2 separate regions of the Homo sapiens genome follow, and region 1 is linked to region 2. Evidence: chromatin loops called from intact Hi-C (ENCODE). Cell type or tissue: PC-3. All regions are shown on one strand. Links, peaks and the distances in the headings refer to the core of each region. The heading gives the core; the rest is flanking DNA. Region 1 overlaps DNER (delta/notch like EGF repeat containing). Region 2 has its middle 70 kb from the start of PID1.

Evidence for each region. Hi-C counts contacts between places; a loop is a spot of excess contacts. Peaks named below come from ENCODE experiments on the same cell type or tissue, not always from the same donor. Only the 100,000 strongest peaks of a DNase experiment are listed, where the experiment ranks them.
Region 1: it touches region 2 in a loop (4-fold over the local background); 4 of 110 quality-filtered maps call a loop at or near these places.

What each region holds. Positions count from the first base shown.
Region 1 is chr2:229,424,610-229,436,303 of GRCh38, forward strand. All of the region lies in intron 8 of DNER (delta/notch like EGF repeat containing), which reads right to left. Among named protein-coding and RNA genes, the nearest start is that of PID1, 160 kb to the left of the region's middle. In PC-3, for the core only: a CTCF peak has its summit at 6,927 (motif pointing right); a DNase peak (open chromatin) is centred at 6,932.
Region 2 is chr2:229,335,150-229,346,843 of GRCh38, forward strand. No RefSeq gene overlaps it. Among named protein-coding and RNA genes, the nearest start is that of PID1, 70 kb to the left of the region's middle. In PC-3, for the core only: a CTCF peak has its summit at 7,440 (motif pointing right); no DNase peak of the experiment used is centred there; H3K27ac peaks cover 354 bases.

The DNA of each region.
Region 1 (11,694 bases), core at 5,704-8,203, 89 kb after region 2:
CTTCTCATAAGGACACCGGTGCTATTGTATTACAGCCCTACCCTTATAATCTCATTGAACCTTAATTACCTCTTTAAAGGCCCTATCTCCAAAGACATTGGAGGTTACAACTTCAACATATGAATTTGGGGTGGAGGGCCTAATTTAGTCCTTAACACCTAGAATCTGAGTTTCTCAGTCACAAGACTGTTGGTATTTTGGACCAGATCATAATCGCGGGGAGCTTCCCTGTGCACTGTAGAATGTTGAGTCGCATCCCTGACCTCTACACAATAGATTCCAATAATACCATCCTTCCCAGGTGTAATGATTAAAAATGTCCCCATTGTCATATGTCCCCTGGAAGACAAAAATCCCTTTTGGAGAACCACTGTTCTAGATCCTTTTTATAAGATGAAAACAACTTGAAGAGATTTGAGAACATGAGGGTTTCAAATTGTTGTGAAGGGTGAGAGTTCATTCATCAGAGCAAAAGGATTTCTGGACAATACCTAGGAGGGCTTCTGCCCTTGTGGGTTTGACATAACACAGTCCATGGGGTGACTCTCTCCTGTACTGCTATCCCACAGAAGGAAACAGGCCCTGGGTATATCTGGGACTGGCTCATACCAAGCAAATGAGATAGAGCGGAGTAAGAAGGGAGAACCTGCCTGGTGATTTTTGAGCTAACGAGAACCCTGTTGAATGCTGTGTCCTTGGATTGGGACTCCTCTCTGTGCCCCCTATGAAGCCTCCAGCCACATGGTGAAGCTGGTTTCTAGCTAGTGCTCTTCCTACTTTTCACATGAAAAGACCACAGCCCTACAGCCTTGACCAGTTCAGCAAAGGCACGGTGGAGCCCAGATTCCAGCCCACAGACCCTGACCTGCTCCAGAACAGGACACTTTGCTGCATAAAGGTCTTAAGAGTCACTCAATTCCTACTCTCCCCAGTAAAAGGCAAAGCCTTCCATGGCCTTTCACCATCTTCCCTCTCAACACTGTCGCAAGGCAGGATTTAAACATCAATCCAGGACCCACCGGCTCTGGTTCCACAGTGTGTTTGCTCACAGGAGTACTTTCCCTCTCCCCGCCCGTCCCTCATCACACTCAAAAATATCCAAAACTGTAAGATTCTAGCTGTAGCCAGATGGCTTTCACACTTCGTGCAACAAATTCCCAGCGACTCATCTGTCAGTATCACCTCTGGAGCGTGATTTGTGCTTCCTGCTGCCTCAGGCAAACAGGACCTTCGAAGACCATGGTGCTGTGATCAGGACAACCAGGGGGAGGTCATGCCACTCACTCCCCTCGTACAGACTGAATTCAAGGCAAGAGTGAATTTACGGTGTTTGGGGCTTTTATTTGTTTTTACTTTATAGTCAGGCTGAAGTGAGTGCAGGGCTGTGAAGAGTGGTTCCTTTAATGATGCAACACAACTCAAAGGATGTTTTCCCTTCTTTTCAGCATGAGTGGATAAAATGTGAAAACCCATGACTTTCTGATTCAAGTCTAGGCCAGTTCCTGGGAGATCAAATATTCCACCTCACCCATAGTAGTTAAAGATATGGGGGCCGGGCGCGGTGGTTCACACCTATAATCCCAGCACTTTGGGAGGCCGAGGCGGATGGATCACAAGGTCAGGAGATCGAGACCATCCTGGCTAATACTGTGAAACCCTGTCTCTACTAAAAATACAAAAAATTAGCTGGGCGTGGTGGCGGGTGCCTGTAGTCCCAGCTACTCCAGAGGCTGAGGCAGGAGAATGGCGTGAACCCAGGAGGCAGAGCTTGCAATGAGCCAAGATTGCGCCACTGCACTCCAGCCTGGGTGACAGAGCGAGACTCCATCTCAAAAAAAAAAAAAAAAAAAAAAAAGATATGGGTCACAGAGAAAATAATCCTATTATATTAACATGATTGTGAGCTTTCAAATTCTGGCTAAACTCACTGGTGGTCATAGAGCCCTTTGGCGCTCTGGAATGTGGGACAAGATGCATTCATTTTGCTGTGTAGAGCTTTATTTCAAGGGAATCTGTGTGGGTGCGTGTGTGTGTGAGTGAGTGTGTGCATCTATCTCCCTTAGCCTCTCTTGTTGCTGGCAGGTTCATAATAGAAATCGATTAAAGAACAGAAATAAGAACAGAGGCAAGCATCTGGGCTCACATTAATCCTATTAAGTGTTCAGATGCTCTCGTTTAAACGAACCTGCTGGTTTTGATAACTGCACAGGTTTTCACTGAGTAATCGTGCTTCTGTCACACACACACACACAACACACACAATAAAGCCAGAAAATACTTGTGAACATGGAGGAAGTTGTGTAAGTCAATGCAGAGCATTCGTTGGTGTGTGGCAGACAATAGCTGCTGATGTTTCTTATTTCTTTAGTCTCTAATTTCTTATCCTTTTATTGCTCATGGCAACTAAGCCAGAAAAGAAAATAAATGTCAGAAGACCCAAATCAGTCAATATTTTCACTTGCTGTGATTTTTATAAACATTAAATTGAAAGGACTAAAGACAGAGGCTAAATTAAAGTTTTTGACTGTAAAACCTCCCTATTATTTATGTTACTGAGCCATCTACAAATTTCCATCTCCCTCCCTGGGCTTCCAAAAGGATGGATGATGAAAAGCCAGCTCTAAATCATATCCTCACTGTTCACACCATGAGTTTATATTCTCCCTCAGTGCAGAGGCTCTCTGGCTTTAATAGCCACATGGGGAAGGTTGGTAATTCTCTGTTTCTCATATTTGCCTCCTTGATCGATTCATTCTTTAAGTCAACAAATAGTTATTCAATGCCTGCTATGTGTCAGGCACTGTGCTAGTCACTGGGGCTATCTGGTGAGTAAAAACAGATAAAGTGCCTTTACTGGGGCGCTTATGAGGGGAAAAACATCAATCAATCATTCAAGTCAATGGAAAATCATAACTGGGAAGTATAAGCAATGAGGGGCCTGGTGTTCCAGGAGGGAGGAGAGGGAGGAGATGCAGGAGAGCTGACCTTGCCCCAGGGAGGCTGCCAGGAAGAGGGGAAAGTGAGCTAAGAGGGAGGGGTGTGCAGAAGAATGATGAGAAAATTCAAGGCAGGAAAAGCTGTGGGTGCAAAAGACCCACGGTAGAGGGACCACGGCTTGTGATTTGTTCCAGACATGGATTGCAACCCACTGTAGAGCAAAGGGCAGAGAAGAAATAAGAACACTGGGCTGGGCATGGTGGCTCACGCCTGTAATCCCAGCACTTTGGGAGGCTGAGGCGGGCAGATCACGAGGTCAGGAGTTCGAGACCAGCCTGACCAACATGGTGAAATCTCGTCTCTACTAAAAATGCAAAAATTAGCCAGGCGTGGTGGCACACACCTATAGTCCCAGCTACTTGGGAGGCTGAGGCGGGAGAATTGCTTGAACCCGGGAGGCAGAGGTTGCAGTGAGCTGGGATCGCACCACTGCATTCTAGCCTGGGTGACAGAGCGAGATTCCATCTCAAAAAAAAAAAAAAAAAAGAGAAAAAAAGAAAAGAAAAGAGAAACAGGCAGGTGTCAGGCCTGGTGGTATCTTTCATGTGGGTGGTGGGGGGATACAAAATCAGATTTGCATTTCAGAGAGATTGCTCCAGCTACCCTTTGGAGAATGGGGATAAGACCTGCAAGAATCAATGTGGAGAAATCAGTGAAGAGGCTGCTGCAATCGTCTCGGGAAATCACGGCTGGGATGAGAGTGGTGACAGGGCCATGTGGAATATAAATGTCAAGAGCCATTTAAACAGTAAATAGAAATACCTGGTAATGAATAGAATGTGAAGGGTGAGAAGGAAGGAGAGGTGGAAGGGGAGGCCCAGATTCCTGGCTGTTTTGTCCAGAGATACTGCAATTTCTTTCAAAGGAGTGCAGGAATTGACATTTATTGAGTCCCCTTCTATGGGCCAATTTCTCTTCTAGGCACTTTAAAATACAACAGAAGCTCATTAGAAGGAAGGGGCTGGGGAGGGGAATGGAGTGGAAGGGAACCATATTCTAGAAGAAGCAGATCTTAATTGAACAAAAAGAATTGACAGGTTCTCCCAGAAAAACGGAAGTGATTTGAAAAAAAAAAAAATCAGTTCATTTTAATGAGTATTTGCTGAAATCTGACTATATAGCCAAGCATTGAACTAGTTGCTGAGGGGTTCAATTGTGCTGTAGTTAAGAAAGAAAGGCCTTATGTAAGAAGACACAAGAAGTCAGAGGTGGAGGGAGGGCAGAAAAAGAGAGAGCAGGATCAGGGGAGCATGGGATGGGTAGAGAGGAAGAGCAAAAGAGAGACCCAGAGTTATCAAGATGGAGACAGAAAAGAAACAGAGAAAGAGACATAGAAAGAGAAAAAGCCAAAAAGATAAAATAGAGAGAAAGAAAAACTGGTCCAGAACATGATGGAATTACACTGGGCAGACAGCAAGGTCGCTGCCAGAAATGTTGTGGGCCCCTGCAGAGTGATGTCTCCAACTGGCGTAATGACCTTGAGCACTGCCCTTGGAGGGTCACCAAGATGGTGGAGCATATGGGGGCTGGGGGTACAATGTGAGAGTTTGAGAGACAATGGGACACAGCAGGATTCTTGCTTCCCAAGTGAAATACATATTCTTGCTTCCCTTATTAAAATAAAATGTATTTGATGCTATTTTCTTTTTATTAAGTACTTTTTGTAACTCAGTATTGAGAGTGTTTCTAGATGGGGAGCACTGGACCATCAGGCATACAGTTGCAGCTCAGTGCCAGTGTGTCACATCTTCCATTAAGGCCATTCATGGGCACTTGTGGCAACAGAGGATACTTATAAAAGGAGGAGTTTCTGCCTCTCCCTTAGGAGGACACGGGCCTGGCATTGTCCGTGAGGTGGTAACACAAGGGAAGCATTAAGCACAATGCCTGGCGTAAGCACATCATGATGTGATGTGTGGTCACCTGGCCTGTGAGGCAAACGTGATTTTAAAAGACAACCTGGGTGCCGTACTTCTGAAATAGGTGCCCACCTTGCAGACACAGCAAAGGCCCTAAGCACCATAGCCCTGAAGGACGCCATTACCCTGAGCCATAGTTTCACATGGTCAGCAAAGACCGCTTACTAGAGAAGCACAATAGCACCAGCTCAGCACTGACATGGTGCCTGGCTGATTAGCCCAGATTTCACCACCCAGGAACTTGAAGATCTAAATTTTTCCAATACGAAACAGCCTGTTTATGTTTGGCTTTTTAAAACCTACCCTTTTTCCTTTTCATAGCCCCATCCCCTGAGATTAACCTCGGGGCTGGATCTGGTTTCCTGCTTGGCAGTAAAACTTCGATTCACTGCTCAATATTTGATTCCAAACTCTGCATTTTCTCTTTAACAACAGGCTGTTCTCCTCTCATTTCCTTAGCACACAGGTTGAGGAATATAGAAGATGCTTGATCAAACTGGGTAAATTGAATTTGCTAGAAAAATAGAATCAGAGGGCCAAATAACCTTTGCATACATAAATACAGAAGAGTTCTTTTCTTTACCAGTGCCTGTTTTGCACAAACATGCATTAAAAGGCTTGGAAAAACATCTTCCAAAATTGACAATTGTTTTGTTAAGGGATTCTTTTATTAATTTAAATATGTATATTCATGTTTTCTAATTTTCCATTAACAGAGATATGTTATTGTGTGATATAAGCGGGTAATATCATCCATGCTGTGATGGTTAATACTGATTAACTGATGGTTAATACTGAGTGTCAACTTGATTGGATTGAAGGATACAAAGTATTGATTCTAGCTGTGTCTGTGAGTCTGTTGCCAAAGGAGATTAACATTTGAGTCAGTGGGCTGGGAAAGGCAGATCCACCCTTAATCTGAGTGGGCACCAGCTAATCAGCTGCTAGCATGACTAGAATATAAGCAGGCAGAAAAATGTGAAAAGAGAGACTGTGACCTAGCCTCCCAGCCTACATCTTTCTCCCGTGCTGGATGCTTCCTGCCCTCGAACATCAGACTACAAGTTCTTCAGTTTTGGAACTCGGACTGGCTCTCTTTGCTCCTCAGCCTGCAGATGGCCTATTATGTGACCTTGTGATCGTGTGACTTAATACTTAGTAAATATATATATATATATATATTCCATTAATTCTGTCCCTGTAGAGAACCCTGACTAATACACATGTTTTATGGGTATTTTATTTGTAGTAACACAACTCTAAATTATGTCACCGATTACAAGGGAAATGATGACCATTCTTTATGTCTAACCCTTGATTGGCAGTAAGGAAAACAGATAATATTAGAAAAACCCTAACTTTTTAAAATATTTTTTTAGTGGAGAGATAAGAACATTTCCTATAGTCTATAAAGGGAAAAGACTAGACTTATTAGAGGAGATTTTCTGAGATGCAGGGAACAGACATTATAATAAACGCACTGCTAGTAAAGAAATTGTTTTTTAAAAGAAGAATTATACTTTTTAATATGCAGAAAAGAAAATCTTTGAAGATGTTAAAAATTCTGTAACTTCTGTAGATGTACTGAGTGTAAATCATAATTAATTTATATTTGGAAAGGAAACAGTTCTTAAATATACAGTAAAAACCAAACGACCACTATCTGGAGTTATCTCCTTAAAAATGAGCATTCTCCCTCAAAAACATTTAAGAAAATCTGGGACTATATGGAAGACGACAGCTCACTTGTGACTGTGCTTATGAAGGACACTGGAAGCCAGGAGAAATTGGCAGTGAACCTGCTTTAACGGAAACAGTGTCTAAAGGCCTTTGACTTTAAACTTGTCCATCATCTGGGGAATCTTTCTAGCCATGTTGATCTAAACATTTCTGAAAGCTTTCTCTTGGAATTGGCTTCAGGACTAGGTTACAAACTAGTCACACTGAGAAAAATCAATCTCTTCACAATGTTTTAGCTATGTCTTATGACTTTTTTTTTTAATGTTGCTTTTGGCCACTAGAGGGTGGATTCTACTTATTATCTAGGCAAGTGAAAAAGGAAAAAAAAAAAGTTACTCAGGAGTTTAACAAAAGAGGAGGACTAAAAAGATAAGTGTGGGGAGGGGGGAGGGATAGCATTAGGAGATATACCTAATGCTAAATGACGAGTTAATGGGTGCAGCACATCAGCATGGCACATGTATACATATGTAACTAACCTGCACATTGTGCACATGTACCCTAAAACTTAAAGTATAATAATAATTAAAAAAAAAGAAAAAAAAGATGTCTTTTACAAAAGGAAATAGATGGCACAGAGGGATGCAAATGAATCTGCCAGGTTATATTTAAAGAAGAAATCCCATTCCCTTTAATAATAAAACATAACATTCAAATATTTCTCTACAGCTTGCAAATTCACCAATATGTCCTCTATAAACATATGGTGTCTACAGTTTAAATTATCCATTGTAAAGTGGCCTATTTTTCTTACTTTTTATTTAAAATATTTTTAATGCAAATGTTTGTAATACCATGATTAAAGCACCAAGATTAAATACTAAGTATAATGACAAAATAATATTTTATAATTTGAGTTAAAGATTATTGTGCTATGTGTGTTTACATATAAACAGTAAGAAAAGCATTTTAATAAAATAATCCCATACCCTCAATTGATTATCTAGCATGTTTATAAACACATAAAAATGGCTGGTTTATAATTGAGGTGAGGAAGATGATAAGAAAGTTTAGAAAAGCAAAGGTAGACATACACCCTCACATTCCAGAAGTTTTTCATTATGGGATGCACAAAGATGGGTGCTGGGGCCAGCAAAGGCAACAAATGGGTGGGAGGGGGGAAAATCAAAGACTAAGACTCTATTATGGCACTTTGAAGAGAAAATAAAACCTAGATAATTACTTTTACACAAGTATGCATACTAACAAAGAGAAATTTTAAACGGTATAAAAGTATAGAAGAGTTTTAAAATGTTTATTTCCTTTTAATTTATTTCACAATCAATTGGTTAAATTTGGTTTAGTTGACCTCTTAGTTACTAATAGACATTCATTTGAGGTATCCGCACTCATCACACTTGGGTCTCAGTGCAGTCCCCAGACCAGCAGCATCAACACCACCTGGGAACTAGTTAGAAATGCGTGTTCTCAGGTCACACTCAAGACCCGCTGATTCAGGGACTCTAAGGGTAGGGCCCAGAACTCCATGACTTAAACCCTCTAACATGGTTCTGATGAGCACTCAAGTTTGAGAGCCACTAAGCTATAGAATAGAAAAGTATACAACGTCTCCCACAATCTCTGACTCTCACAAATGCGGGGAAATGGTAGGGGTTGTCCAAGGAAAATGCTACATATAGTGTGGTTATGGGATTTTTTGTGTTTTGTTGTTGTTGTTGTTGTTGTTGTTTTGAGATGGAGTTTCACTCTGTCGCCCAGGCTGGAGTGCAAAGGCGCAATCTAGGGTCACTGCAACTTCCGTCTCCTGAGTTCAAACAATTCTCCTGCCTTAGCCTCCTGAGTAGCTGGGATTACAGGTGCCTGCCACCGTACCTGACTAATTTTTGTAATTTTAGGAGAGACAGGGTTTCACCATGTTGGTCAGGCTGGTCTCGAACTCCTGACTATGTGATCCGTCCGCCTTGGCCTCCCAAAGTGCTGGGATTACAGGCGTGAGCCACCGTGCCCAGCCGGTTTTGTATTTTAACAGCCATGGCATCTCCTAAGCGCGTTTAACTAATCCAACCGCAAAACATATGGTCAGAACATGTACCAGCTATGGGCATATAAATAAACCAACAGTGAAACATATAGTCAAATGATCTACCAGCCATCGGCACATGGACTAAAGGAAGCTACCCTCCTCTCGAGGTTTACATAAGGGAAAAAAGTAACACAAAGGAATCCCAAAGTGACAACAAATGACGTATTGGAAAAGAAAGGCCAGAATGAGGGAAAGTAATAAGGATATAGCTGTGGCACAATGTGTTCTAGTTCCTCACTGTATGACTAGGAGTCACACATGCCTAAGCGGAATGAGGATAAACAAGTTCATATTCAAATTCGTGAGGGCAATTTTTCCCACATCTCTGATCTAGCTTCCTTAACCCACAGGAATAATATTTTTGCAGAAAGGAATGTCAGAAAATGGAAGATATTAGAAGTATTTAATACAGCACCAAGATTAAGATTTTGAGTAACATACAGACCAGTAGGTAATATTAAAAATAATATTATAGTTTTGTAAAGATTAAGTGTGTTTCAAATTGACTATCATATACTAGACATTTGTGAATTAGCTTTTTGCATTCCTAATTATCTTGCCGAAAATTTGCTCTGAAGGTAATTTATGTTGCTTATCTTTTAAAATATATTTTGAATAAAACATAAAAGCTCTACTTTAAAAAGGAAAGAAAGAAAAAAGCATAAACAATCTAAGGTAACAATTTTTGCAAACCAAAAATTGGGAACCATGATCTGACAAAGTTGCGCTGTTTCCAATTATATATCAGAGGTGGCCTCATAGATACATAGTTTGGTAGCAAAGTATTTGTGTGATGGAAAACAAAATACTGTGACTGGGATTATTCCAGAAAATTTTGGTACACGGAGTCCACAATGCAGACCACGATTATCTTTCTGGCTGTATTTACTTTCATTCCCCTATCACTGGGGACATTCACAGGCACAATGCAATCGTGTCATCCTCTAAGCTTTCTATTAGTCATTGCCATTCTCGAGTAAATATGCTAAATCCTAAATATTGTTAAACACCAGGGAAATTTCTCATGATCCTTTAAGAACAGTTTTAGAAGCACACACCTTCCACTTGGCCACTATCCCTAAGGGCTACAAATGCCCAAGGGCTGAAGCTGACAGTCAGGACTTCAGCTAAAGAATTTCATGGGGAAATTCAGCCTTGATGCAACTGGATTACAAAGAAAATTTCAAAATGTAAATAAATCAGAAATGACAACTCAATTATATGAGTAAATTCTGAATTCTCTTCCAACTTTCTTTATTAAATTAAGGATGCCTAAACACACAGCATTTGTTCATTTAAGAGTTGATAAAGCAGTGAAAAATCAGAAGTGTGTTTTTATTTGGTGACTTAAGATTCTAGGAGAATATATATGTTAATAACCTGAAGGGAAAAATGAAACTTCTTTGAAATAAAGCCAGGAACAAGGCTCAATCTATATGGAATTATGAGGTAAGTAAAGAAGTTTTCTCCTAGACATTCCTTATCACTTGAGTAGGCAAGTTCAGGGGACCTCACCATTTCTTTTCAAGCAACCAAAGATTAAACACTGTTTTTCAACTTTCTTTCTCCTCAAATCTGCTTACATATATAGAGACAATTTATATATATATATATATACACACACACACACACACACACACGTGCACACACACACACAGACACATCACATCACATTCTTCACATATTTAGGTTTAAGGTTATGGTAGATTGAAAAAAAAATAGCTACAAGTTCTGTGCAGCTCCTCCTATCAAGAAACAGAGTCTATAAGCTTGGCCCTGTGACTTGCTCATGCCACTGGGACATTGGCAAACAACAGAAGAAGCAGCTTTAAAGAGAGCATGCATATGGGACCTTGTGTTCTGTTGCTGCTTTCGGAACCCTACAATCGTGGGAAGAAGCCCCGACTGGTCTGCTGGATGAAGAGAGACATGTGGCTTAGTTGCCCCCATCACTCCAGCTAACTGCCAGCAATATAAGAGGGGTCATCCAGGACCCGGCAGTCCCCAGCTGGCTTGCCAGCTGACCACAAAAGCATGAGTGGGCACATGGAATAGAGAAGAGACATCCCAGCTAAACCCTGCCCAAATTATCAACCCACAGAATCACAAACAATAAGTGGTTTTCTTAAGCCATCAAGTCTTGGAATGTTTTGTTACACAGCAATGACTAACTAATACAAAGGTTGATTGCCAGGTACAATGTCTAACTTAAATAAATAAAACCACAAAGATAAACTTTTAGGCATCAGAGACCTGGTAAAAAAGGTATTTTTACGGAGTAGTAAAGAGGAGTCTTCTCAAAATAGTACCACCAGGTACTACATATTCCTTAGTTTAGACCTACTTTAATTGGGCTTATCCAATCTAAAAGCAACACCTACTAATGAATTGAACCTAGGACATTCACTCTGATCTGAGGCATCAGAAACCATCTGGTAGAGTAAAATTGAAACATGATCTTGGTAATCATCAACATATCATTAAGACTTCAGTCCAACCAACTAAGGACCTCTTTAGGCAATTCCTATAAAACCAAGTGGGATTGTAATTTTTTAATGATTTTGGCAATATGTTTATTCACAATATAAACTGTTTGGTAAAAGATAAACATGTGCCTAACAAGTTAACAACATTTGATTGTGATTTTTTTTAACTTTTATTTTAGGTTCAGGGATACACAGGCAGGTTTTTCATATAAGTAAATTACATGTCTCAGGGGTTTGGTGTACAGATTATTTTCTCACCCAGGTAATAAGTATAGTACACAGTAAGTAGTTTTTCGACCCTCATCCTCCTCCCCACTCAAGCAGGATCCAGCGTCTATTGTTCCCTTCTTTGTGTCCATATGTACTCGAAGTTTAGCTCCCACTTATAAGCGAGAACATGAAATATTTGGTTTTCTGTTTCTGTATTAGTTTGCTTAGGATAATAGCCTGTGGATCCATACATGTTACTGCAAAAGACATGATCCCCTGCTTTTTCATGACTGCACAG
Region 2 (11,694 bases), core at 5,891-8,390:
GGGAGGCCGAGGCATGAGAATCGCTTGAACCTGGGAAGCGGAGGTTGCAGTGAGCCGAGATCATGCCACCACACTCCAGCCTGGGCAACAGAGCGAGACTCTGTCTCAAAATAAAATAAAATAAAATAATAAGTAAACCCTGCAGAATCTGAGAGAACAGAGCTCTCGATGTGGGGGTCTGATCAGTTTTCCAAGCGTCAACAGACTGGTCCTTCCTAGGATGCGTGTTTCTTCTGCGGTCGTGTTTACACATTGGTTTCTGGCAAGAGCAAAGTGTTTGCTTGTGACCTTAAATAAAATGCAGACATCACCTCACTGAGTCTCATCAAAAGCAGAACTTGTCCTCTCATTCATCTTTGTCAGACCAGCAGGAGCAGCCAGGCTAGGTCATCCAGGGTGACAGTCTCCTTCTCCATGGAGGTGAAGATTTCATCCTGCATTCTGCTAATCGGGCTTGGGCCCGCCTTAACCCTGTGAGTGGTTAACACTCCATTAAGCCCCAGCATTTCACTATGGATTGTTTCTCACCAGGATCCGGGAATTAAGGACCATACAGGTAAGTGTGGGGTTGGTTTTCAAGGGTGCTCAACAGATACAGCCCTGGACTTTTAAAATAATATTCCATTATTCATTTTAAGGACCCCTCTTCTCTCTTTAAAAGTAAGATTCCTGCATGAGATCCAGACTTACAAACTCTCCGATCCCACTCTATGCCCCTACCTCTGGAACCCTCTACCTCTCCTGGAGGATGGTTCACAGGATGTGGGAGGGCCCAGGGGGAGCTGCAGTGGGGTTGCTGCCAGTCTGCAAGTCGGAGGAGAACTGTTTATCCTATTAGCAAAACCAACAGAGCCTGGCTTCGCCCTGCACTGAAAATTCCCCAGGGCACTGAGCAGCCTATGACAGACTATTTTGGAAACTGCTAGAAGAAGGGATCTGTTCAATGTTATTTACAATCCAGTAAACCATAGCATTTCCCTGGTCTAGCCAGATTTCTAACTGACCAGACCAAACTCTGCAAAGCTTTTCTAGTGCTCAGCAAACGTGGTCAGCTCACGGAAGAGCTGCTCATATTCCAGGTCATCATCTGAGCCTGAGCACGCAGCTACCATGGCCCCAAGCGACATGCACACATCTGGCAGGCACACTCAGTCCTGATTCTGTGGGGACGGATTGGGAGGGACAGGCAGACACAGGATGGTGGAAGAGTTGGGACTGATGTGGATCAGGGAAATGGCTAGACCTAGAATGTGTTCAGCAGACGCAATTCAGGCCCAACTTGCTCTCTGGTTCTCTGCAGAGATATTTCACAGGCAGTAGAAACTTGCTTGGATTAAAGTAACAGTTACAGCAAAAATTATATAGATAATTACTATTTATAAACACTTACATTTTCAGATAATTTTTAAAAATTTCATTCACATGTTATGAAAGTAATACATGGTGATTTTAATGTTTCAGTCAACCCAGGCTTGTCTAAAACAATGCCTCTCTCAACATGTAATGTGTATTCAACACACCTGAGAATCTTGTTATACTGTGGATTCCAAGCAGAAGGTCTGGGGGTGAGGCCTGAAATTCTGCATTATTTATTTATTTATTTATTTATTTATTTATTTATTTATTTATATTTTTTATTTTTTGAGACTGAGTCTTGCTCTGTCACTCAGGCTGGAGTGCAGTGGTGCGATCTCGGCTCACTGCAACCTCCGCCTCCCAGATTCAAGCAATTCTCCCTTTTCAGTCTCCCAAGTAGCTGGGACTACAGGTGCACGACACCATGCCCAGGTAATTTTTGTATTTTTAGTAGAGACAGGGTTTCAACTATATTGGTCAGGCTGGTCTCAAACTCCTGACCTTAGGTGATCCACCCACCTCAGCCTCCCAAAGTGCTGGGATTACAGGCGTGAGCCACCACACCTGGTCAAATTCTGCATTTTTTAAACCAACTCCAAGATAATGCAGATGATGCTATTAGGTTGGCACAACAGTAATGGCAAAAAACACAATTACTTTTGTGCCAACCTAATACAATGAGGCTAATAAATTTGGGTCTAGAAAATGTAACAGTCTCCCTCTATCACCAACCCACTCACAACCCATCTCTCTGATTATATTTAAGGCTATATTATGTCAGGTTCTATTATTCTATAATCTGTGTTCTTTACTAACCATAGAGAATGAGCATCCTTCCAGGTCAATGCCAAAAATGTAACTCATTCTTTTAACTGTATGCACAGAATTCCATAGGCAAAATGCCATGATTTATTCACTTTGCCCCTTACTGAGAGGGGGGATGTTTCTAAGTTTGGAGCCATTTTTAAGCTCACCCATATTCATCTTCTTTCTCTGTAGCTGAGAGAGGGACATAATTAGCAAGCTTACCTGGGCCTCACACCAAGCTCTGTACTCTTCCAAGTGAGGAAAGGTAGTTCAGAATGTCTCAGAATGAAATAATTGAACCAAACTCCACAGCAGACAGGAGCATAACTTTTCTGATTCTCCAGCCAAAGTATGATTCCTGCAAGAGATCTTGCTGGTCAACTAGGAGGCCCATGACATCACGGGATAAACAGAGTTCATCTTCCTTTGTGGCCAGTTTTACTTGAATTCCGTGGAGGCAAATCAATTCCTTATTTTCATATTAAAACACACATGTGTAATCAAAAATAAAACATAAAATTCACAGAAATTTTTTGATTAAATCATGAAAGCTCCAAAATATTTTCTTGCCTGTGGCCAGTTGCTTTAGACTCTCTGGAATACAGCTTATGCCTCTCTGCACTTAAGAGCAGTGTAAACGTAGCATTGAGAATCAGACATTAACTTGGTGCCACACCCTTATCTACAGGTGAGAAAACTGAGGCTCAGGGTGGTTGACTAACCTTAGACAGCTGATAAATTACAGCAGGTGAATAAGGTAGTCTGGACTGTTAAGATGAAAAAGCTTGTGAAGCTTTGCAGAGCTGAGAATGGTTTATAAATCACGATTTTAGTTCTGCAGTGGTCAAACCTTTCTGCATATTAAAATCAGTAGAGAAGCTGTTAAAGTCCCCAGTGTTCAGGTCCAATCAACACCAATTAAATTAGAGGTTTTGGGGGTAGGACCTAGATATCAGTCTTTTTTATAAATTCCCCCATGTGATTGCAGTGTTGAGCCAGGGTTGCCAGATTTCGCAAATAAAAGTATAGAAGACTCAATTAAATTTGAATTTCAGATAACTAATACATTTTTTACTCTAAGAACATCCCAAATATTGCCTGAGACATACTTAAGAGTTACTCATTGTTTATCTCAATTAAAATGTGACTAGGCCTCCTGAATTTTGTCTGAGCCCTCCCTGATGCAGGCAAGTTTGAGAGCAAGGCTTTAGGGGAAGTCTTTGACTGCAAGGGGGCCCAGGCAGCACTTCAAGGTCAAGGTGCCCAGCTCTGCACACTGATGGGTAACCCTCCATCCAAATTTGCCCAGTCTGAGATAGGATTCAGGAACCAGGTGGATGGCATCTTTCGAATCAACAGGGTCCTGGGCCTGACACTTGTGACTGTTCTCCAAAGACAGAAACACGGTGTAATTTATGGAAAAGTGAGTGAAGCAGGTGGTAGATATTAGTGGTTCACGATGCTCTGCTGCATGTAGTTTACGGCTTGCCAAAGCCTCTTTTCATCTGGTTCTGCAGATGTATACACAGGGCAAACAGTTGAGCCTCTGACCAGACCCTGAAAAAAGCTTAAATGCTCCCAGCAGGAGAAAGTCCTTTCTCATAAACACCAATTTCCTGCCATGAGCATCTCTGCGTTTTCTGAAAGTGACTACAGGTTGGTACTGGAACCCCCCTTCTTCCCCCCAACTTCTTGTCTCCTAGACCTGGTGACCGGGACACTGAGAAGCCCTCTGCCTACTTTTGCTGAAGTCTCTCAGGATTCAAAATGCAACCAAGCTGGGTACAGTGTTGCATACCTGTGGTCCCAGCCACTTGGGAGGCTGAAGCAGGAGGATTGCTTGAGCCCAGGAATTTGAGGCTATAGTGCAGTATGTTTGTGCCTGTGAATACTCACAGCACCTCAGCCTGGGCAACATAGCAAGACCCTATATCTTTCAAAAAATGCACCAAACCAGCAAGAAACAAAATATTTGTAAACCAGTTAGAATGGCAAACACTGAAATGATGAAAAGAGAAAGACAGCCAGGCATGGTGACTCACACCTGTAATCCCAGCACTTTGGGAGGCCCAGGTGGGTGGATCTCCTGAGCTCAGGAGTTTGAAACCAGCCTAAGCAACATGGCAAAATCCCGTCTCTACCACAAATACAAAAAAATAGCCAGGCGTGGTGGCGTGTGCCTGTGGTCCCAGCTACTTGGGAGGCTGAGGCAGGAGGATCATTTGAGCCTGGGAGGTCGAGGATGCAGTGAGCTGAGATCATGCCACTACACTCCAGCCTGGGTTACAGAGGGAGACCCTGTCTCTCCACCACCCCTCCCCTACCCCGAAAAAAAAAAGAGAGAGAGAGAGAGAGAGACTAGCCCTGGGAGCCAGTTGTTTTCTTCCTGGAACTGGGAGGTGAGGGTGCCAGGTGAAATGCTGACAGGTGGCCTCCACTGGAAGCCAGCAGCTGCTGGCCATGCAAAATTGTCTAAGGGAGTCATTCCATGGGCCAGACCTCCCAGAGCTCAAGAATTTCCAAATCCATCGTGACTCACAAACAACGAACTTATTACCAGGAAACATTGCTGTGAGCCACCGTGTTTGTCAAAGTGCTAATGTCCTTATATTTTAACCAGACAGTTCCGTAAACAGAGGGTCCTTTCCAGCACACACTTTCCTATTTGATCACTGTTTCTCTCTGGTTTCACACCTGTAAGTGGTATCCACGGGAAGCCGAAGTGGGCCCGACTTTGCACCATTTAACCAAGACCAGCTCCCATTCAAACAGACCCCAAATCCAGGACAAGCAACATGTGGGCTAGGGGAGTGTAAGGTGATGACGGGGCTTTTCGCAAAAGCACATGTGGAGGAAGCAGAGAGGAGGCTGGCTTCCTCCTGCCTGGTGTCCCAGACTCCCAGCCCAGGGAGCCAGCCAGCGGCCTTGCCACCCCCATTCTCCATGAGTGTCAGAGATTCCAGCCTCCCACCAGACACACACACAACCAATTAGCCCTTGCTTTCCCACTCCCTGAGTTCCAGATGGCCTTTGCCAAGACGGCCCTGTGGTCTTGCTCCAAACATGATCGATTACAGCCCAGAAAAACTCTTGAAGGCATTGGTTGCTTCTGAAGTTAAGACTATGAAATTACTTTTCTTCACTGAAGTCCCCTCTGAACTTTGGAAGCCACAAAATCCTTCCTGGAGCAAAAAGCCCATTTCATGGGGCTGCCTGAGCTCCCAGTGCAGCTCTCAGAGGCCACCATGACTCATGTGGCAGCAGTACACCCACAAGACCTCTGTGGCGAGGACACCATATGGTCACCAGGAGCAGCAGGAACAGCACCAGGCCAGCCTGGAGGGCCAGTGGGACAGGGGCCCAGCTCCCATGGATACAAATTCACCCCTGCTCCACTCGCTACATAACTGATTCACTCACCAAACATTTCTTGAGCTCCTGTTACGTTCTGATGCATTCTGGACCCTATGCTAGGCAATTGAAGATGAAACTCTACCTTCAAAAATCTCAGTTCACAAACCTCAAAGAAGGTATTTAGGAAGGCAGGAAGGCCTGCTGGAGAGGATGGTGCCTGCAGCAAGACAAAAAGACATGTCTGACATCTGGGGAGACAGAAAGCGTGGAAAGACCACAATGTCAGGAGTACCAAAAATAACTGCATCCCAAGAGTCTTCGTACACTCACCTGGCGAGGCACATCCAGTGAGCTGGCCAGAGGAAAGCCTCAGTGAAACTGGCCCAGGTTATGTAGAGAGAGGATCATTAGAGTTTTCCTGATAAAAGTGAAAAGTTAGAAATCTCTTGAATGTCCAGGCCAGGCACGGTGGCTCACACCTGTAATCCCAGCACTTTGGGAAGCTGAGGCAGGCAGATCACTTGAGGTCAGGAGTTCAAGACCAGCCTGGCCAACATGGTGAAACCTCATCTCTACTAAAAATACACACACACACAAAATTAGCCGGGTGTGGTGGTGGGTGCCTGTAGTCCCAGCTACTCAGGAGGCTGAGGCAGGAAAATGGCATGAACCCGGGAGGTGGAGCTTGCAGTGAGCCGAGATGGTGCCACTGCACTCCAGCTTGGGTGACACGGTGAGACTCCGTCTCAAAAAAAAAAAAAAAAAAAAATTAGCCAGGTGTGGTGGCGGGTACCTGTAATCCCAGCTATTCAGAAGGCTGAGACAGGAGAATTGCTTGAATCTGGAAGGCGGAGGTTGCAGTGAGCCGGGATCATGCCATTGCCCACCAGCCTGGGTGACAGAGTGAGACTCTGTCTCAAAAAAAAAAAAAAAAAAAAAGAAAGGAAAGGAAAGCAAGCAAGCAAGCAAGAAAGAAAGAAAGAAGAAATCCCTTGAATGTCCAATCGTGAATGTTAAACACATGATGAAAAGGTTAGAGAGAAACTATCTGATAGCTTGCTATGTGGCATTCATTCACTTATTTATTCATTCAACAAATGTTCATTGAGAACCTACTTTGTGCCTATCTGAAATCCAAGCCCTAGGAACACAGATATGAATAAAAGAAGAACTCTCCCTTATCACAGCTTATAGTTTAGTGGGAGATGTGTGTGTGCATGTGTGTGTGTGTCGCAACTTTAGATAAGCCAGTCAGAGTAGACTTTTATTGATCAATAGCCCCTAAAGACCTCTATTGGAAACAGTTGCACAAACAACCAGAATGCCACTGGAAGGACACAAGGGATAAGTATGGGATTGGAGCCCTTACCAAGGTCTTCAAAGGAATTTCAAGATCTGTGCATGGTGATAAATGGTCTGTATGTCTTGACTTTGGAGAAGGAGGCCTTTTGTAAAAATAGGAGCATAGTTTAATAATATAAACCTGAAGGCAGAAGGGCAAATCCCTGAAGAATATGATGATTTATACAAGTTAGAGCTTGCTGCCCAAGAAGAGCAAAATGATGCCCCAGGGGTCACCTCTGTGCTGGGCAGTTCTCTGAGGATGCAGTTGGGAGCTGGGAAATCCATCTGAGTGAGCACAGCACATGTCCATCCTCATCACTGCATCCCTGCTATTTAGGAAGGAGAAGACTTTCTTGTGGAAGCAAGAGCCAAAAAGTTGCTTCTCTCTGTGCAGCAAAGGCAAGATGAGAGAGCAATGGCTCCCAGCCCTTTTTAGTTAATGAATAGCTTAGAAACGAACCCATGTCCAGTGCAAAGCTCAAGAGAAGCCAAGGGAAGCAGAATCTGGAGGCAAACCTGACTGGCAGATCCCACACCAAATCCTCAGGTCCTCCTCGGTCAGCCAGCTCCCAGCCACTGGAGGGCGCCCCGAAAGTCTGAAAGAGGCAAACCCAGGTAAGCAGCCTTGTTTCCCCTGATTTCCCAGAGGAATCTGAAATTAGTTATTTCAGTCTGAGAGCATTTTGCACAGAAAGATCTATTCTTAATACAAATAAATGTACAATTAATAGATAAGTTCTGGCATCCTCTAGGAGCTAGATTTGGGTTATTTTCAGTCACAACTAGATTTAAATGTGCAACTGTGCTGTAAAACTTCTCTATTTTGTTTTGCAAAACTGCTCTATTTTGAGCCTAGACTTGCGCACTTGTGAGCTCACTGCAAGAGGGAGAGAACTCTTGGAAATGCAGCAAGGGCCCAAGTCCCTGCGAGTACACAGCCCCAATTGTTGGATTCTTGGATTCAGATTCTTAAATTGTTGTGCCAATGGTTTGACAGCAGGCAAATTGATGGATAGGCTTTATGGACAATAGTCAGGGTGGGAACAGAATTAATCAGCAATTATTTGTTTTATTACCTTCTCCCTCAAGATCAGAGCCTTCCTACTCTGAGCTGGCCTGAATGTCCTGTTCATGGATCCAGCTCAGCCCTGGGCACATGGCAAGTGGTGTCTGGCTCTTTTGCCTTCTACACCGTCTTCCCACTTCCTACCATCAGATACCCAAAGCCTCCAATGAACTCCCTCCTCAACTTCAGTTCCTTAAAGACAATCCACCTGAATCAATCTATTCACCCTGAACTGTTAGGACATGGCTCAAAACTTAGCCCAAAGCAAGCACAGAACAGTTGTTGGTTGAATCAGAGTCTCCAGTAAGCAAAGTCTTGGAACCTGTCACTTTCACAGCATGGCAGTGATTCCCACAATCGGGCAAGCTTGGGAAATTCTGATATGATACAGACACATTCATTCGGAATAATGGAAATAAAGGAATTGGGTAAGGGAGTGTGTTGGGACTGGAAAGAGTTCACTGATGCTTCTTAATCACTCAGATGTGATTGGGTGGGGAGAAGGATAGGAAACAGTGTGGAAGTCAATCACTCAACAAATCATGGATGCCTCTGGTGAGTGGGGCAAGAATGAAGGTGGAGTTTCCACCCAGAAAGGCCATACAATCTAGTAGAGCAAGCATCTAAACAAAACAGAAGGGGCTGGAAGAAAAGCTAGTTATGCCTTGGGAGCAATGCTTCTGGGGATGAGTCTGCCTTGGAAGAAAACAGCTGGAAATTGGTCCTGTCATTGTGAAATGGTGATTGCCTTCAAGGGAAATACCTGAGGAATGGCATGGCCATACCCATCCTGATGGAGGCGATCCAACCAGTCGCAGCCTTTCAAGAAAGTTTCACTCTGCTGAACCCTGAAAATAAGGCCTTGAAAAGCAAACGACCCACTTGTACATCAACCATCAGCTTAACCCCCTAGTGCCTCAGGTTTACCCACTAAATGTAGAGTTAATTCTACATTTAAAGCTGTTTGGATCACAGTTCACATTCAACTACGTAATTATTTATCATCACTAGCCTCTGAGACTATTTGAGAATTAAAGTAAATCCATTTATAGCACACCGTAAGACTCCTATAAAAGACAAAATGCATGAGTCATGTCCCTTGCTACCTGACAGAGGAACAGAAGCCTTTCCGAGTGAATATTATCCTGCGCCGAAAGCTTTCTTCCCTTAATCCCCTGAATTCAGAGCTGAAGCACTCACGAGTCTCTGTAACTTGAGTTGTGCTAACATGTTGAAGTGGTAAACAAGCAGAGTTACTCATCTCTTCCGAGGCCCATTTTTTTCTGTCTACATTCCAGCTCTGTCTTCTGAGCACATGGCTGACCACTGCATGGCCAATGGAGACCAGGGCTCTTTAGGAATAAGAATGAGTTCTTATGTGTTGAGTGTGAACAATGGGCCAGGAAACGTGCTGCAAGTGCTTCCAGCTATGTGATCCCATCTTCTGTTTCTTCATAGCACTGATGTCCCACTAACCCGGGGAGAGTCATCTCTCATTCTTCCTGGGCTCCAATCATCCCATCTGTAAAGTGAAAAGAGTAATTTTCAAACTGCCTCCACCCTTCAACCACAGGAAGCCTGAGTTGGTATGAAAAGCTTGGCTATCTTTCTGAAAGTGCCTTCTTCCCACACACCCTGCACACAAAGCTCAGAGCTAATTCTCATTCTTCATCTTCTGACCTAAGACTCAGAAGGAGCTTCTCTGTGCACCCACTGTTAACGGAGGGTGCCACGCAGTTCTAGGCTCTTGGTGTCCCGAATAAAGAATTGGACGAGACAAACAGATAGCAAAGCAAAGCAACAGAAGTTCATTAAGCACAGTATTACACTTTCAGGGCAGGAGAATGGACTGGCCTCTGTGAGATGAGATCAGCGTCAGTTTGGTGAAGTTTGAGTCTTTTTACGTGTTTTTTTCTTCTCTTCCCAAGGCTGCCTAATCTCTAGCCAGTGTCTGCCTTTTGATTGAGAGGTGTGTTGTTTAGTTACTTCGGCCTCCATGCACTTGCAAGCTGCCTCTATCCCATAATTTTAAGTACATGCATGATACGCAGCCCATATGCATGAATCTTAAGTAGCCAATTATCATACAGGGTTATGTGAAGGATACTTTTTCTCTCTAATGTGCATGCCTGTCTCTGAAGCGCTGCCCCTTCCTGGTTTGGTCCAGATCCTGCTGGCCATGAGGTCCTTGCTCACTTCTCTATCTTACTCTTTGTTTTGGCTGCTTAACATCCACCTCTTATCTTGCTTCTTGCTCACCCACCCCTTCATCTTGCTTCTGCTCTCTGTTTTTACTTATTCTGCCCTTTATCCAACTTTTAATTCCCTTTGCTATTCTCCTGCCTCATTTTCCCTATTCTCCTGCCTCACCACTGTTGTTAAGCAGAAAAAGGACCCTTGGTGTAGCTCCTGCTATCCAGGGCCATGGGCAATTCCTGGTCCTGCTGCCGTGGCACTCCTTTCCTTCCCTCACATAGCAATCTTGAAAAGCTGTGAGGGAACAACTTACTGTTACATAGTAGGCATTTAATAAACATTTGCTGAATGGATAAATTAATGAAGGTCTAAATGGATGGGTGGGGGTGGATGGACAGATGATGACTGGGAGATTGGGAACATGAGCTCTGGCCTGTGTCTTTCAAACAATGGAAATCTGGAAAGCTATTTAAACACTCTAGGACTGAATTTGCCCACCTTAAAAATGGCAGTGATAAAAGTTCCTACCTCAGAAGTTTGTTGTGAGGATTAAAGGAGACAATTTAGACAAATTGGTCAACACTGTGGCCAGTATTTTGTTACCTTTAATAAATGTCAACTACTTTTATTGGAATAGTGAGCACAGGTTATCTTATTACGAAGGAATTCTTGGCCGGGCACAGTGGCACATGCCTATAATCTCAGCACTTTGGGAGGTCGAGGTGGATGGATCACATGAGGCCAGGAATTCAGGACCAACCTGGCCAACAAGGAGAAACCCTATCTCTACTAAAAATACAAAAATTTGTTGGGCGTGGTGGCACACGCCTGTAATCCCAGCTACTTTGGAGGCTGAAGCAGGAGAATTGCTTGAACCTGGGAGGCGGAGGTTGCAGTGAGCCAAGATTGTGCCACTGCACTCCAGCCTGGGTGACAGAATGAGTGAGACTCCATCTCAAAAAAAAAAAAAAAATTAGAGTTCTTGAATCACTCTAAATCATGAAAAGGCAAGACATCTACAGAATTCAGTATTTTAGATCTAGAAGCACACTGCTGACTCCACACCCCTAGACCAGTCATTAGACACTGGTGGGTCATGAGGAAGCATTTGAGAACACTACCTGCGCCTTACACAGTGAGTGCTCAGGGAAGATTTGTCATATGAATGGATGGAATGAATTGCATGAGTGAGACAATGAATGAATGAACAAATGAATGAATGAATGGACAGATGGAAGAAATAAAAAGCATAGAAGGAAAAACAGATTGTCTAGCTCAATAGTTTCATTCAGGGGTAATTTTGACCCCCCAGAGGATATTTGGAAATATCTGGAGACATTTTTGGTTGTCACAACTGGGAGGTGCTCCTGGCATCTAGTGGGTAGTGGCCAGAGATGCTACTAAACATCCTATAATGCACAGAACAGCCCTCAACAGGAAACCATTTTCCAGTTCAAGATATTAATGGTGCAGAGCTTGAGAAACCCTGGTCTAGTTCATTGGTTTTAAAACTCTGCTCTACCATAGAATGTCTGTCTGTCTCTCTCTTTCACATGCACACACACACTCTG